Linked DNA regions of Homo sapiens: region 1 is linked to region 2. The links are chromatin contacts, found by Hi-C in ENCODE. All regions are on one chromosome and are shown on one strand. The core of a region is the stretch at or near the end of the contact, and the rest is flanking DNA. Distances in the headings are between cores, read along the strand shown.

Region 1 (4,742 bases), core at 844-3,343, 3.5 Mb before region 2:
CTCTGTAAAGCTAAAGAAGAGTCCAACACCCCCTAGGATTTTCAGGGCTTCGTCTGAATGCTTAAGAAACTTTTCTCCACACATCTGGCATGTGGGGCTCTGGCTCTTGCAGATCTGAGGATAAAACGTGAAGAATGCAAAGTTGTGAATGTAAAGTTGCTAGTGACTAATACCTATGCCGAATGTCCCTAGAAACTTTACTGTTATCTGACCAGTGTCCTACAAACTAAAATCCTACTTGGCTAATTCCCCAGCCTCTATCCACCCCCACCTCCCACCAACACAGCCCCAATACAAGAGGGCTTGTAGAGAGAGAAACAATGACATTCAAACTAAATTTGCCAACTTGGGCATTGTCCTTACCCAGTTTCCTACCTCCCCTGGCTGCTGCACCACCCCCAACACACTCACTGCAGTGCAGAAATCATAATCTTGTTGATACAGGGTTGTGAGGTTGAATAAGCCACAACAATCAAAACTTCTTTCCAGTTCATCCCGAGTCTTGTTGCTCATGACCCACCAAGAAGCATTGATGACATCTGTCTGAAAGATATGGGTAGAGGGAAATTAAGTCTCCCTACATCCTGTTATCAGTTCAAGTGCCTCAATTTCCCTAGCCCAGCAAAGGAAGTCAAACAGAAGCATAACGGTGTGCAACAATTATAGACACGATAAATATCTACCTTTTGAGGTTCTCTAGATCATCCTCATGGAAAATTAACCAGACATCCCAGAGGAAGCAAATAGCCCAAGAGGCCAGAAGCAGTGCACCTAAGGATGATCTTTGGGTAGTTGGGGCCAGACTAAGGAAGGAGTTCGAGGTTAAGAGGAAAATTTTAAAAAGCAAGTAAGTACTTGAAAGGGTACTGTCTTACCTGTTTGCTTCGGTTAATAGCCAGACATGAGCAAGAGATTACAAATTGGAAGATGAAGACCAAACCAAGGATGATCATGTACTGAGAGGAAAGGTTATGGAAAAAAGTCCTAGATTCCTTTATGTTTCATCTATAATAACTGTCTGGTCTCATCTGTTCATAGAACTTACACCACCATGTCAAATTGAAAGCAATAAAATCAGCTCTTGTTTCGTAGATTATGGGACAGGGCAGGGCAAGGAGACGTGTCCAAGATCCCTGAGGTCCCCTACCCTTCTAACATCTTCCTTAGATGACAGCCCTCCCAAGCCCCCGGTTGCCCCCATCACTTCAGGTCAGGATACAAAGAACAGCAGGACTTGGTGGTGGTTGACAGCACCCACCAGTCCAGCCACTGCAATAAGGAGAAGGAAGACTCCCACAGCAATGACTCCGCCGATGATGTGGATGCTGGACACCAGACCCAGGCCCTTGCCCCAAGCAGCCACTCCAATGAGCAACAAGCTCACCAGCTACGAAGAAAGAGCAGGATACATCTCAACAATTCTAGCATGCGGCACAGCCCAAGGCCATACAAGAGGACTTGGGAGCGGGGCAGGGGGAAGGAATAATGGAATAGTGTGTGAATGGGAGCTGGGGATGGTGCTATCCGCACCGGGAGCATCCCTAGGCACTCCCAAAGGTTAGAATGGCTAGGATGGCGGGGAGGGGGTGGCAGGGATGGTAGTATGAATGCAAAAGATGAACCCTCAGGATCATCCTATCACTTCCAGTTTGGAAGAAACTGAGGTTCACAGGAAGGAGGTATGGAACTTACGCCCACGGCCTTCAGTTCATTCCCCCACCCTCAGACAAACCCCCTTAATCAACCGGAAGTCTCCTCTCTCCCACGGAAGTCCCCAGGAATTCCCTCGTCGCCGGAAGTTCCTGGGAATCTTCCCGGAACCCCCATACACCCCTCTCCCCACCGGAAGTACCCTAGAGATTCTCCCCACGGGGCCTTTCCGCCTTGAAGCTTCCCCCACCTCCAAAACCTCACCATGTAGACCACGTTGAGAGCGCAAAGCGCATTCTTGGAGCAGGCAAAGCCGCCACAAACCATCTCCCCAGCTCTGGGGACCCAAGTGGTCCCAAGGACTTGGGGGGAGGGTATTGGGGACCGTCTTCCAGGACCCCGACAGCTTCTGTCTCTTTAAATCGAGGCCAGCCAAACCCAATACTCTGCGCCTGCACCGTCCCTCCCCTGCCTCTGGATTGGCGAAATGCGTGGCTAATCCTGGACGTCCAAGGCCTGCATGCCAATCAACCCGCATTACGTCACCGACCCGCCTTCTGTCCCTCTCCTTTTGTTTTTTCATTGGGCGAAACTTAAAACTAGGGGCAGGGTTTCTAGAGACTCTCTTAGGGACTACAGCCTAAACTCCAAAAGCTTAGGTTGAAAGCTGAGCTTTCTGTGGTCGGAGTTAGGAGAGGGCTAATTCCCAGGGAGACGGCTCTGGAGGAACTTAGGTGAAGGGGAGACGGCGGGAGGGGCGGGTAGGGGGCCGCTCTGAGAGCTGGGCAAAAAGGGCTCCGCCCGTAGAAGGAGGGCCCTTCCCCACCCCCTTCCCCCTGTTCTGCAGTGACCTCACGATGACGCCATTGTTTTGTTATTGCGTCACGCTCGGGAACACCCAAAGGAGCCACATATTGAGCTTATTTAGCCCGGCCGCAGAGTCCGCGGGTTGGACACAGCAACACCCAGCAAATCATCACACGTTTGTGTGTCCTCTAGTACCCATGTCCTGTTCCATATCTCCTCCTAAAGGGGTGTGAATATACCAGAAATTCAGTGTGGAAATAGCGGCCTCAGGCCAGCGCATTCCTGTATGTGGCATTGCCACAAGTGCACAGAGGGGTGTGCTCAGCATTTTCAGAGTACACGCCTGATCTAGGGCTTGCAAAAAAACGGCAGGCAAGAGGAAGAGTCTCATTTACATAAATATAAGTGGAAGGAGCCTCCACCTTTTCACTTGGGGGTAGGCTGATCAACAACTTTATTATCTAGTAAGTGCTTTGACAAACCGTCCTTCTCACGGGGGTAGGGAAAGGCATAATCCTTCTCTTCCCCAGGAGAAAGAAACAGTAGGAACAAAAAAGAAAACCCTCCAATCAACTCAACAGAATGATTTAAGTTTGTGTGTACTTAGATTCTATAGACTTACTGCCACAGTCAGATTGCCACTTCCTAGCTGCGTAACCTTTGGCCAGGCACTTAGAAACTGTCTGTGCGTGTTTCCTCATCTGTAAAATGGGGATAAATAACAACACACCCTACCTCTTGGGTTGTAAGAATTAAATGAGTTAATATATGTAGAATACTTAGAACAGTACCTGGCATATAGTAAACACTCAATGTTAGTTATTACTTTTCAGGTCATTTTACAGGTTCCTGTGGGCAATTCCAACCTCAATTCCCTTATCTTTAACTACACAGTATTTATATAAACTCTTACAGAAATTAATACCAAAAAGGTATGCAGGAGAATAGATGTTTGACAGGGCGAGAGAGGTGTTTGGGTCTTGAAACAAGGTAATTAAGTTATTATCATTATTATTATTTTGAGACAGAGTCTCCCTCTGTCGCCCAGGCTGGAGTGTAGTGGCGCGATCTCAGTTCACTGCAACCTTCACCTCCCGGGTTCAAACAATTCTCCTGCCTGGCTCAGCCTCCCGAGTAGCTGGATTACAGGTGCCCGCCACCACACCCAGCTAATTTTTTTGTATTTTTAGTAGAGATGGGGTTTTGCCATGTTGGCCAGGCTGGTGGCGAACTCCTGACCTTAGGTGATCTGCCCGCCTCGGCCTCCCAAAGTGCTACGATTACAGGCGTCCGGTGGAAACAAAGTAATTAGGTCAAACTACCCGCTACCTCCTACCTCCCACCCCCTCACTCCCCACCTCCATCCCCTTCCTACCCCAAGTCCCATCTTCATTGTCTCCTTCAGTTCCTCATCTACCTTCTTTTCTTTGAGGTCCTAAATCAAGGGCAAGACAATGATATTAGAAGGGGAACTGGTTGACAAGCATTTTGGTTGTGTGGTGTAGTGAAAAGGGTATCAAAATTATAACCAATCTGGGCTTTATGTGCTTGGTAAAAAATAAAAATAAAAATGTAAAAATAAAATCAGAAGACCTAAATCCATGTCTTTGTTTCACCTCTTAATGGCTTCTCTGAGCCTTAGTTTCCTTTTATGCAAATAGGGATAAATAATCCTACTCCTCAGGGCTGTCATGAGGATAATATATATATGAAAGTATGTTGTAAACTATTAAGTGTTATAGTCATGTTAATTATTATGAAAGCGATTGGACATGGAACATGGTAGTTTTTGTCTTTTTATAGGTTACTTTCCTCCTTCATAACTGATTTTCCCCATAATCACTTGGCCTATTTATTTATTTTATTTATTTTTGACGTGGAGTTTCGCTTAGTCACCCAGGCTGGAGTGCAGTGGCGTGATCTTGGCTCACTGCAACCTCCACCTCCTGGGTTCAAGTGATTCTCCTGCCTCAGCCTCCCAAGGTGCTGGGATTACAGGCATGAGCCACCACGCCTGGCCTCACTTGGCCCTTTTAAACAGGAGGTGGCCTCAGTGGGTAGCTGCCTGAAAAAGGGTTACATCGTAAGACATAAGGATACAGGGCTCATTGGGATGTGTAGAGAGGGCAATGGGTACAAGTGTATACTAGAATGCAGGGCTGTGAGGGTAACAGACCAAATGTGCATGAATTCCTGTGAGAGTTTGAAATCCGCAGGTCATCAAGAGTTTAGGATTGCACCTCGGACCTAGCTTGCCATATTCTCCCAGAACCAACACCCATCTT
Region 2 (5,041 bases), core at 1,154-3,653:
ATAGCCTCTGCTTCCTCCAGAGTAACCAGGGCCGCCTCCTCCATAACCACCTACAAGAATACAATTCTTCTCAATAAGACAAAAGTATTTGACAATGAAAACTTGTGCAAGTGTAACGGCTGAAGGCCTGCTCACAGCATGCGTGTTATGGGCAAAGTTGAGTTTGACATGCACCAGAATTTTAGTCTCTACTAACCTATTCTAAAGATCCAGGTTGCCAGGAATTTTTCTCTACTTATTCCTAAAAAACTTACCATCATTACCAAATCCATTATAGCCATCCCCACTGCCACCATATCCACCACCACCACGGCTGCCACCAAAGCCACCTGTAAGAAAAAGTTTCAAGTTTTAAGTATGACTTGGACTTAAAGTGACATTCTGAATGCAGTTCCCGTACTGTAAAATCTTCATAGCAAAGATGGTGAGAAGTCAGAACTACATGTAGATAAACCATACATACCACGACCACTGAAGTTTCCTCCACGACCGAAGTTGTCATTCCCACCGAAACCACCTCCACGACCACCACCAAAGTTTCCAGAACCACTTCGACCTTAAGACATGAAGTTTAAGCATTAAATCATTCATACTGGAGTAACTCAAAGTTACCTTTAAGGTTTAATTAAGCAACAAGCATACCTCTTTGGCTGGATGAAGCACTAGCCATCTCTTGCTTTGACAGGGCTTTTCTAACTTCACAGTTGTGGCCATTCACAGTATGGTATTTCTGAACTAAAAAAAAAACATAGATACAACATGGTATCAGGGTTTAGAATGCCATACAGATTGTGGAACCCTTACTAAATGCCACTATCTGATACTTACTGACAATCTTATCCACGGAGTCATGGTCGTCAAAGGTTACAAAGGCAAAGCCCCTTTTCTTGCCACTGCCTCGGTCAGTCATGATTTCAATCACTTCAATTTTTCCATACTGTTCAAAATAATCTCTTAGGTGATGTTCTTCAGTGTCTTCTTTAATGCCACCAACAAATATCTTTTTCACAGTTAAGTGGGCACCTGGTCTTTGAGAATCCTAATAGGAGAAAAACCATAGGTTTAGATTAGCAAAGCCTATACTCGAATAAAAAATTTTGGTAAGTTTAGAAAACTCCCGAATCTTAAGTCCATAGCAGCACATATCCAAGTAAGTTTAAGAAGAAGAAGAAAAAAAACCCACTCACTTCTCTGGAGACAGCTCTCTTTGGTTCCACAACTCTTCCATCCACCTTGTGTGGCCTTGCATTCATAGCTGCATCCACCTCCTCCACAGTGGCATATGTGACAAACCCAAAGCCCCTGGAGCGCTTGGTGTTTGGATCTCTCATTACCTGAGAACAGTGTTAATTTATGTAACACAAAGTCTGACCGCAAAAGCTTTTGTCATTTTAACTTTGAATAGGGCAATAGGAAACTTTACACCAGCCTTTTATAAAAAGTCGTCCAGTTTCCCACTACCCTAGATTTAAGAGGTAGCTTTTAAAATCAAAGCAGGACGTTCCTTTGCCAACAAAGCTCTAACTATAATGCTATTAACTACTTTCATAAGCATTCGGAGAAGACTGCACCAAGATAAGCCAAGGAAATCGGCTGTTTTACTGCTTTGTCCCTTCCAAATCTTACCACACAGTCCGTGAGCGTTCCCCATTGCTCAAAATGGCTCCTCAGGCTCTCATCAGTTGTTTCAAAGCTCAACCCTCCAATGAAGAGCTTCCTCAGCTGTTCGGGCTCTTTAGGAGACTAGAGTGGGGGGAGGGGGAAGTGTTAAATGGGCTACAACACGAAACAATTTCCATCGAGGAAAAGAAAAACTAGACACCAACTGTGTACCTAGCACTTATTGTTCGTTCAGGTCGCAACAAGACACGTGCTTCTGCCTATCAAGGGAGGCCGTATGCTGGAGTTGGGAGTGCTAGGAAATCGCAAGCGCATGCGTCCCTAGTCGCCTTCCGACGCACGCGCAACAAAGGCTTGGGCGGTAGGGGTGCATCTCCACAATGGGACTAATCGCTCTTTAGAAAACTCGCTCACCAAGGCAAGGTTTAAAAAAAGACAAAGATCCTGTGTGCCTAAGAATTTTGCTACGAGTAACGAGTCCCGCATGATAACTCATGGTTGGCGGAGAGCGGCCTCATGGCGATCAAGAGGACAAAATGGCGACTTGAACTTTGGGAGGGGTAGGCCGTGGCAGCGACCGAAGGAACTGTAGAATGGGCTGGTGCAAGGAACGAAACCCAGCAGCATCTTACCGATTCAGGAAAGGGAGAGGAAAAAATTCAAGTGGGAAAGCGCGCCTAACTCACCTCTGACTTAGACATGACGGCAGGGTGAAGAGAGACTTTAACGATGCTTCTTCGGCGGCGTCCACGGGCAGAAAGGAGCAAGCTGACGAACGTATCTGCCAGCCTACCTTCGCCCTCTCTTTTTTACCCCGCCTCCTCGCTTTCGGCATTGGTAGACTCCGCCCTGGAACAGCTCTGATTGGATACTTGAAATCGCTTCCCCCTGCTATTGGCCTGTGGTGCCACATTGCTGTGTAACGTCATTCCTTCGGTCGTTCTACGCCGTCTCCACCCCTTGGAGTCCATTGGTTCCCGAGTAATGTTATTGTTAACCAGTCTGATTGGCCAACCGACCAATCATTCACATTTGAATCTACCTTGGGTGTTTAACATCTTTTTAATCTTCCACGCGCAAATATTACAGTCAAGTCGCTTGGCAAAGCATGATTAACACTATGTATTAGACAAGCAGCCAGGAGGTAACAATTTTTTTGCAATGAACTCTTGTTGACCGCACGTGTAGTAAAATGGCGAGTTTTGCGCAGGCGCATTAAGAAGTTCCACCTGCCTCTGAGAACACGTGAAATGGCGGGCAGGAGTAGGCAGTGAACCTACGGCGCCTGCGTGTTGGCGGGAGTTTGTCCTAGCTTTGCGCATGCGTAGTGGGCGGAGAAAAAAGGTCCGGTCCCAGGATTGGTTGCGCAGGCGCAGGGAAGGATCCGTTTTGGCGGGCGGTTGGCGTTGCGCAGAAGGCGGCGGCGGTGGTGGCTTGTGGTGCGGCCTCACCATACAGGAACAGGGCAGACGTTAGCGTGAGTGATCACTCTCAATCCCGGGTAAGTGGCAGACAGTCTTATCTACCCATAGTAGGTCTTGAACTGACTCCATTTGGGCCCGTTATTGTGTGAAATGAATGGACGGCGGGGTGGGGGGATAGTGAAGGGGCAGCGGTGGGTCGGGCCAACCAATAGAAGAACAGGGGGCGGGATGTTTTAATCCCCGTAGGTTCTTTGGAGCTGTGCAGCCGAAGACTTTGACTGGCTTGTGTATAGGCCAATTGGGTCTGCCTTGAGCTGCCGACTGATCGGCCCTTGGGCCATCGGAATGTGGGAGACGGGTTTTCCCCTTCTGAGCAGCGTCTCACTGAGCCAGTGAGCAGGAAGCGCGCGGTAGGTTGGGCTTCTCCAGGAGGCAGCGGTTTGACTCCAATGGGGAATGCGGGATCGGGCGGTTAAACGGATGGAACGAATCTGGAACCAGTAGACGGACAGCCTAAGGAAAGCGCTGGGACCAGTCGTCCAATCGGCTCTCCAAAAGAGGGAGGTCTTCGATTTGGGGTTGTGAGGAAGGGGAGTCGGTGCCTGTAATGGCGTGTGAGGGTGGATGTTTTATCCACGATGACTTCTCTAACGAAGCCTTTAGGCCTCAGTCCCATACACCTCCTTGAAAGCGTAAGTTTGCTCCTGTATTCCTCGACTTGAGCATTTTTCCCCCGCCCCCTCACCACTTGAGGTTTGGGGAACAGGAGTTGTTTTTTTTTGTTTGTTTGTTTTTAAATAATACTTTCAGAAGTCGCTTCTTTAGGAAGACTGTTAAAATGTTAGAACGAATGGGAGAAATCTCTATGTACTGTCATGGAAAGGCGTTCAAGAAATATCTCCTTCCTGATAGTGCATATTTCTACTGACAAATATGTTTGTAGGTCCACAGAAAAGTTTTGGAAAGCTACACACCAAAGTGTCAATCCTAGGGACACAGTAGGATCGAGGCAGATTAGATCTTTAATGTTTAAAACTTTGCAAGGTTAATAATTTGTGATTAAAATTAAATAAAAAATGAAGTCGATTGTTTTGTGTTTCTAGTCATAATCACATACTTACAACCCCTTTTCTGTTTTATGTAATCCATGTGCCCAGTGCTTTTATTTTAGTCTCTTTCTCCCGGGAACTTTCATATATTTCTTTTCTTTACACCATTGAAGATATCCTAAAGTCCCTCTTTTTGCTGTTCCTTTGAGGATATCTGACTTTGGAATAAAAAAGAAACAAAGAGGGTAATATTTAGGGTTCTGGGGACAGAAGATTCATCCATCACCTGGATTATTCCTTGCCTTTTAATTAGATTTCCTTCGAAGTGTGTTTTACATGCAGTCTATCTCCTTTTGGTAATGCCCACTCTGCTTATTCCAGGATCTTTTGGAGAAATAAATAAATTTTGATAACATTGGCTGTATCAGAGTCTTACTGCTTTATTCAATAATTTATTCAGGATCAAGGGAAAATATTTAAATACTGAAAATCAACTACCTATGAAATACACTTATAATTAGAGACCTTTCCGACTTTATACCAAAGACAGACGATTTTAATAGCAGTTTATGAACAGAGGAGAGATTTCCATGTTCTCTGGCACTAGCAAAAGGACAAACCTATAATTTATACCTGGCTGTAAACCTATTTGTAGGTATGCTAGTAATGGAGTTGCTGAGCTTCTGAGAACTAAAGTGATACTGGTTAAGGGTATCTGTCCTGGATTTATTTAGGTTTGGAAGGAATACAGTCTTGACCTACAGCAAGGTTTCTCAGCATTAGCACTGTTGGTATTTTGAGGCAGATAATTCTTTGTTGAGGGTGCTCGGAGTGTCCTGTGCATAGTAAAATATTTAGCAACATTCCTGGCCTCTACCCACTGTATGCCAGTAACATCGCATCACTCGCCACATCCCCATTTGTGACAGATTGTTTCCAGACATTGCC

What was found. A loop is a pair of places that touch in the nucleus more often than their neighbours do. Pooled maps may share reads with other maps.
Region 1: a pooled map shows a loop between it and region 2 (6-fold over the local background). The contact joins the promoter of TSPAN31 here to the promoter of HNRNPA1 in region 2. A Hi-C loop is called at or near these places in 1 of 168 maps with a recorded cell type or tissue (naive thymus-derived CD4-positive, alpha-beta T cell), 1 of 37 single-sample maps with no recorded cell type and 7 of 50 pooled maps.

The regions. Positions count from the first base shown.
Region 1 is chr12:57,742,390-57,747,131 of GRCh38, reverse strand. It overlaps TSPAN31 (tetraspanin 31), which reads right to left and starts at 2,093. Exons shown (of 6, transcript NM_005981.5): 1 at 1,915-2,093; 2 at 1,220-1,387; 3 at 876-956; 4 at 412-543; 5 at 1-114. The coding sequence starts at 1,977. RefSeq lists an enhancer at 1,283-1,362.
Region 2 is chr12:54,278,088-54,283,128 of GRCh38, reverse strand. It overlaps HNRNPA1 (heterogeneous nuclear ribonucleoprotein A1), which reads right to left and starts at 2,403. Exons shown (of 11, transcript NM_031157.4): 1 at 2,307-2,403; 2 at 1,627-1,743; 3 at 1,188-1,334; 4 at 829-1,039; 5 at 643-735; 6 at 464-556; 7 at 255-329; 8 at 1-50. The coding sequence starts at 2,321. It overlaps CBX5 (chromobox 5), which reads left to right and starts at 3,007. Exons shown (of 5, transcript NM_012117.3): 1 at 3,007-3,121. It overlaps SCAT2 (S-phase cancer associated transcript 2), which reads right to left. Exons shown (of 2, transcript NR_157844.1): 2 at 4,066-4,477. RefSeq lists enhancers at 1,124-1,882, 2,625-2,684, 2,695-2,784, 3,075-3,124, 2,643-3,402 and 1 more and a cis regulatory region at 1,308-3,608.